Linked DNA regions of Homo sapiens: region 2 is linked to region 1. Evidence: chromatin loops called from intact Hi-C (ENCODE). Cell type or tissue: pancreas. All regions are shown on one strand. Links, peaks and the distances in the headings refer to the core of each region. The heading gives the core; the rest is flanking DNA.

Region 1 (2,902 bases), core at 229-2,728:
TGTGTGTGTGTGTGTGTATGTGTGTGTGTGTGTGTGTGTGTGTGTTTCCTGATAGAAAAAAAAAAATGGAAATTAGGTTATATAAAAGATGTATGCTTTGGAGCCCAGAGCGGCTCTTTTAATGAGGGTTGCGACGTCTCCCTCCCCACACCCATAAACCAGTCGGGTTGGACGTCACTGCTAATTCGTTTCAGTGATGATAGGATAAAGGAGGGACATTAAGAAATAAATTCCCCCTCACGACCCTCGCTGAGCTCACGGCTCAGTCCCTACATATTTATGCCGCGTTTCCAGCCGCTGGGTGAGGAGCTACTTAGCGCCGCGGCTCCTCCGAGGGGCGGCCGGGCAGCGAGCAGCGGCCGAGCGGACGGGGTGAGCCAGGGGCGCGCGCGGGGCGCCCAGCACTGCGCCGGGGAAGCCCGCAGCCTCCGTCCCGAACTTGGGTTCGCTGAGGCTGAGGGAGGGGACGCAAGGGGAGGGAAGAAGAGAAGGGAGGAGTGGGGGCTAGGGGAGAGGGGGTGGGGAGGGATCTTGGAGGCACAAAGCGGAGGGGAAGGGGAGGGACGCGCGCGGCTCCTACCAGGAGGCGAGTGGGTGCAACCGGCGCCCTCCAGCCGCGCGGGGCGGCGGACTCGGAGGATTCAGAACCCGGAGCGCGGCGGCCGCGGGCGCCCGGGAGGAAGAGGAGGAGTACGAGGCGGGCGGGCGGGTGCGCAGCGCGAAGAGGCAGCCTCGGCGCTGCCCGGCTCGGCGTCAGGTGAGTTCCTGATCCAGGCGTCCCGCGCCCCTTCTCCGTCCCCAGGGCTCCCCGCTCCCGCCCGAGCCCCTGGTGTGCGCGGAAGGCTCGGGCTTTGCTGCGCGTCCCAACTTGGTTCGGGCGGCCTCATTTTCCTCCTAGCGGGCGGCCTCAGGCCGGGGGCTCCGGTCCGGGGGTCTACGCGCCCAGGCTCCAACTTTGCAAGACCCTAGTCGTTCCTCAGCCGCGCGCTTGGCTCCGAGCTGTGCGCTGGCGGTAATGGCGGAGCCCTTGGCACAGCTCGCTACCCTCCCGCGGGCAGCCCGGGCTGGGGGATGCCAGTCCCTGGGGACCGTTGTACCTGCCCAAGCTCAACTTTACGCCTTCCTCGGTGCCCGACTCTGCGGCCGAATCGCAACTGCGAGCCGCAGGTAATGGCGGAGTCTTTGGCACTGCCAGCTGTCCGCGGCTGGGGGCCCGAGGCTGGGAGGGCTCCGCTCCCGGAACATCGCTCCGGCCTGGCCTCCAACTTTGCGAGGAGCCTCCTTGCGCTCTCCTCCCGCGGTCATGGCGGGGCCGCCCGCACCTCTCACTTCTTCCGTCTGGGCGAGATTGGGGTGTAAGAGCGCCGTCTCCAAAACCTGGGAAAGTTGTGCTTCTCCCGCAAAGGAGGCTCTAGGGAGGCCGAGGGGCGCGTTCCGCCACGGTTCGGGGCTGGGCAGTGGAAGGAGCGCTCGATGAGGTTGCTTCCAGGTGGCCAGGGTTCGGAGCAGGGTCCCCGGGGGATCCAACTTCCAGGGCCACTCAGGGGCCTTGCGTCCGAGGTCCCGGAAGGGGCTCTCTCGGGACTGCGCCCCAGAGGACGCCAGACGCTCGCCCCCACCCCCAGGGCACTGTGACCAGAGAGCTCATGGCTCTCCAAGCTCCGCATCAGGCTGTCTGGGGTAGACATCTAGAGAGGAGAGGCTCTCACGGAGAAGGCAGCCGAGGAGGGCAGGAACCTTTCCAGTGACTCCCCTGGGTTCTGGTCCTAGATCGACCCTTTACTTGTTGCGTGACCTTCGGTAAGTCTCTTCATCTTTCCCAGCCTCAGTTTCTCATCTGTAAAATGGAGAAACTACCTTTTTCGTGGGGCTGTCATGAGGACCTTAAAAAATCATAAATGTGAATATGAAGTCAGGGTAAGCGTTCATAACGCAGGAAGTGTTGCTGATATATATATATATATATATATATATATATATATATATATATATATATATATATATATAAAACCATTATTGTAATGCTCTGGGACCGGATCTGGGAGACTCGCACGCAGGTCTAGGGTTTCCCCACCAGTAGGAACCGGGGGGTCTACCCCACAGGGTACTACAGGCTGCGGAAGATTGCTCTCGCCTCCATCTCTACCCCAGTAATCCTGGGAAAGACGCATGGGATTCTTCCCTCTACTCCCATAGCCCAGCTCAAACCCTGCGCTCAGGCCTAAGAAAAGCGCGCACGCAGCCACCACGGAGGGAGGGTCCCCAGGGACGCCGCTAGGCAAGGGTGCGGTGCAGGCGAGCGCGCCCATAGGCGCCTCATCTCACCTCTGGCGGCCCACGACATTGGGAGACAGCAGAAAGGAGACCCCAGACCTCTCCTCCCGAGAGGAATGAGGGAAAATTGCTGCCTTTCTTTAGTGCTTCTCTAATTGGGGTCGGGGCAAACGCAAGAAATTCGTAAACACCAGGGAACACTGACGCAGCTCTCTGGAGCATAGATTTTTTCCCCCGTTATTTTTTCAGAACTGAAGATAAAATAGGAAAAGGGCTCTTGTGGCAGCTCCCCAAGTGCGCAGGGGTCGCGTCCATTCTCCGCCCTCAAGGCATCTCAGCGGATGGTTTGAGAAGCCTCGGCAGGTCCCTGAAGGAGGGGGTGTCCGCCCCACCAGCACCGCCACGGCGGGCCCCGGCCCCTTTCCACTAGTCTGGATTTCAGAAGCGCCCTGAGGGGCGCACGGCTCTGCCACTGACAGCTCCAAGGCACTGTCACACGTATTATTCACCTGGAGCCTCTTAACTTTCAGGTTGCCAGTGCAGCCATCTGAATTCCATTTTGCAGCTGCGGAAATTGAGGTGGGGCAAACCAAACTACCTAGCCATAGTCACCTAGCTGGTAAGTGGC
Region 2 (2,902 bases), core at 142-2,641, 480 kb before region 1:
GTGACAGAGACCGTATGGCCCACAAAACCTGAAATATTTACTGTCAAGCTTTTTAGAGAAAATGTTTGCTAACCCTTTTTGTAAAAGACCAAGCTAGAAATAGTGAGTGTCAATTAAAACAAATACATACATGTCTAAGTCAGGGGAGATTTTGGTCTGATGTAAAGAAGAACTTCCTTTTGGAGGAGGGCAATAAATACATGAAGAGGCTGGGGAGGCATTGACTGTGGAGAACTCTGTAGTGGGGGTGAATGAATATTTGCACAAGTGGTACAACATTTATAGGGGGCTGTAATTGATCAAGAACTTCCTATAGTAAGTGCTCAGGGGAAGGCAGGAAGGAGGCACACGCCCAGAGAGGGTGAGATGCCTAGGGTCACACAGCTAGTACCTGGTAGAGCTTGTGCTCAAACCCACATCAGTTTCACCCAAAACTTTCATTATACATGGTCCTGACTGGGCATGGTGGCTCACACCTGTAATCCCAGCACTTTGGGAGGCTGAGGTGGGCAGATCACAAGGTCAGGAGTTCGAGACCAGTCTGGCTAACACAGTGAAACCCCATCTCTACTAAAAATACAAAAAATTAGCTGGGTGTGGTGGTGTGCGCCTGTAATCCCAGCTACTTGGGAGGCTGAGGCAGGAGAATTGCGTGAATCTGGGAGGCAGAGGTTACAGTGAGCTGAGATTGTGCCATTGCATTCCAGCCCGGGTGACAGTGCGAGACTCCGTCTCAAAAACCCAACCCAAAACGTTATGCATGGTCCATTGTGCTGACTTTTGGGGTCTGTTCTGCATCAGACTGAGTTCTTTGGGGAGTGGGGACCACATCTCGTTGTCTTTGGAGTGCTGTACACAGATGCTGTCTGGATAGTACTCTCTGAAGGTCACTCCTATATAGGAGTCTGTGGCTTTCTTTGGGTGAGTGTGACCACCATCCTGATGGGATTCAGAAATGTGGGGTTGCCCTACACTCCGAATTTCCCCCACTGACTTCACTCTTCAAACAGGAAACCTTAAATGGTCCTCCTTTCCCCACACAGAGAACCTGTTGCTTTGAGTTGGGAGGGTGGGAGACGGTACTTCCCTACCCCCAACATCAGCCCTGTCCTTGGGAACAGAGCTCAGTTTAGCTTCATCATCTGATCATTTTCTTTCTTTAGCGCCTTTGTTTCTTTCCTTCTCTATCTGGTACTTTGTGGAGGAGAAATGAGGCAGACCAGCTTTGTAACCGGATACCAGGATGCTCTCAGTGGCTCGGGCTGACAGATTTTTCAAGCTCCACTTGTAAAGACCTTGTGCCATCATGATCACGTAGGGTGGAGGAACTGAGCGTCAGGGCTGCATTGTTGCTTTCAATCCTAGGCTCCTTGCTTGAAAAAGTTAGGGGCACGTAGCTGCTTGGCCGTAGACACTGGGATGCCTTTTCCTCCCAGTGTTTTCTTGGACACCATACGACCAGGGCCACCTCTTGATGGCGCAGTGTCATGTTTGGCCACCAGGAGGCGCTGCCCGATAAGCTTCCTTTAGCGGAGACGTCAAAATTGTCTTGAAATCGGTGCACAAGATGCATAGTAATGTAGAAACTGGCAGGAACCTCGGTCTGATCATCTCAACTTTTAAGTAAGGAAAAACTGAGTCTGAGAGAGGAGGAGGGCTTGACCCAGCTACAGCAGGGACTAATGCTGGCTTAATTCTGTTTCACAGACCGAGCTTTCTCGGCAGGCAGGCTGGAAGCCAGGGGAGACCCTGGGTTTCTTTCCCGGCTGGCCCCTAGTGAACGGCAGAGGCATCTATCAGAGCAGCCTACTCCGACGGGGCCTTGCTGCCACTCACCTTCCTTCCGCATTCATGTCATGATGCTCTTGCGTTGGTCTCCCTGCCACACTGCAAGACCAATTAAGAGGAGAAAATGAACTGTAAAGAAGGAACATTGAAATGCAGCCTCCAAATAATAACTAGTGGAGATGCAAAGGGAGCTCCGAAGCGACAGAAAAAACTCTAGGCAGTGGCTTCATTCCCTTGGGAGACATCTGGAAAGAGCTTGGGGCCCGGCCTGGGGCACCCCCAGCTGCATGGGAGCCCTCCCGAGAGGCTGTCTAAAGAATGGCTACGATGAGAAGTGGCTGGACTTGCTTCAGTTGAAATCAGTGTTCTGGTGCTTGCCACATTCCCTGCAGTGGGGTGCACTGATAAAAAAGACACGGGCCACAGTTGGCAAGGGGCTGGGCCTCCCGGCTGCGTCATTCAGCTGCCCTGGTTGGTTTGTGGCACAGTCAGGAAGGCATATGAGTCCTGAGCCTGGGATGTGAGTCCTGCCTGGGCCACGGGTCCAGCCTCTTCCCTATCGGAACCTCTGTCTTTGAAACAGGCATCATGATAGCGAGTCTTTTAGTGTTGTGATGTTTAAGGGAGGTGATGTGTGCTTTTGCCTCTGTCTGGGACAACCTCTCCATCTGAGCGGGACTTTGCTGTGCTCCTTTTGGCTGGGGTGAATTGGGAATCATACAACCCAAAGAGAATGGTGAAGTGAAAGGTTTCTCTCCATTTCCTAATAAGTACGGTGTTGGCATTGCCTGTTCTGCCTCCAGTATCTTTCTGGAAGGTAGATTCCACAGGAACTGAATGGTCTCGGGGCCCCAGAGCTGTTGAAGTCCACTCCATGATGGGTACCGACAGTTGAGGGTGTTGCCTGTGACTTCCATCAGGCCCTAAACTTGACGATGCTACTGCCCTGTGGATGGAAGACAGTGTTCTGACCCCTTTTAGTACTTTGGAGCAGAAAAAAGTTAGCACCCAATCGCAATCTTCTTTTAACATATTTGGGAGGTTGGGAAAAGTTTCCCAATAGTCTTTTATGGAAATATTTTTACTCCCCAAGAGTGGGCAAGTTTCTAGACTA

What was found. A loop is a pair of places that touch in the nucleus more often than their neighbours do. Peaks named below come from ENCODE experiments on the same cell type or tissue, not always from the same donor. Only the 100,000 strongest peaks of a DNase experiment are listed, where the experiment ranks them.
Region 2: a loop joins it to region 1, with 4 times the contacts of the local background. A loop is called at or near these places in 93 of 110 quality-filtered maps.

The regions. Positions count from the first base shown.
Region 1 is chr12:117,358,982-117,361,883 of GRCh38, reverse strand. It overlaps NOS1 (nitric oxide synthase 1), which reads left to right and starts at 258. Exons shown (of 29, transcript NM_000620.5): 1 at 258-372. RefSeq lists promoters at 1-133, 300-372, 597-757, 1-757. In pancreas, for the core only: no CTCF peak of the experiment used is centred there; DNase peaks (open chromatin) are centred at 1,003, 1,173 and 1,243; H3K4me3 peaks cover 501 bases.
Region 2 is chr12:117,836,019-117,838,920 of GRCh38, reverse strand. All of the region lies in intron 3 of KSR2 (kinase suppressor of ras 2), which reads left to right. All of the region lies in intron 2 of LOC105370011 (a long non-coding RNA gene), which reads right to left. Among named protein-coding and RNA genes, the nearest start is that of KSR2, 130 kb to the left of the region's middle. RefSeq lists an enhancer at 2,157-2,702. In pancreas, for the core only: a CTCF peak has its summit at 1,494 (motif pointing right); a DNase peak (open chromatin) is centred at 1,490.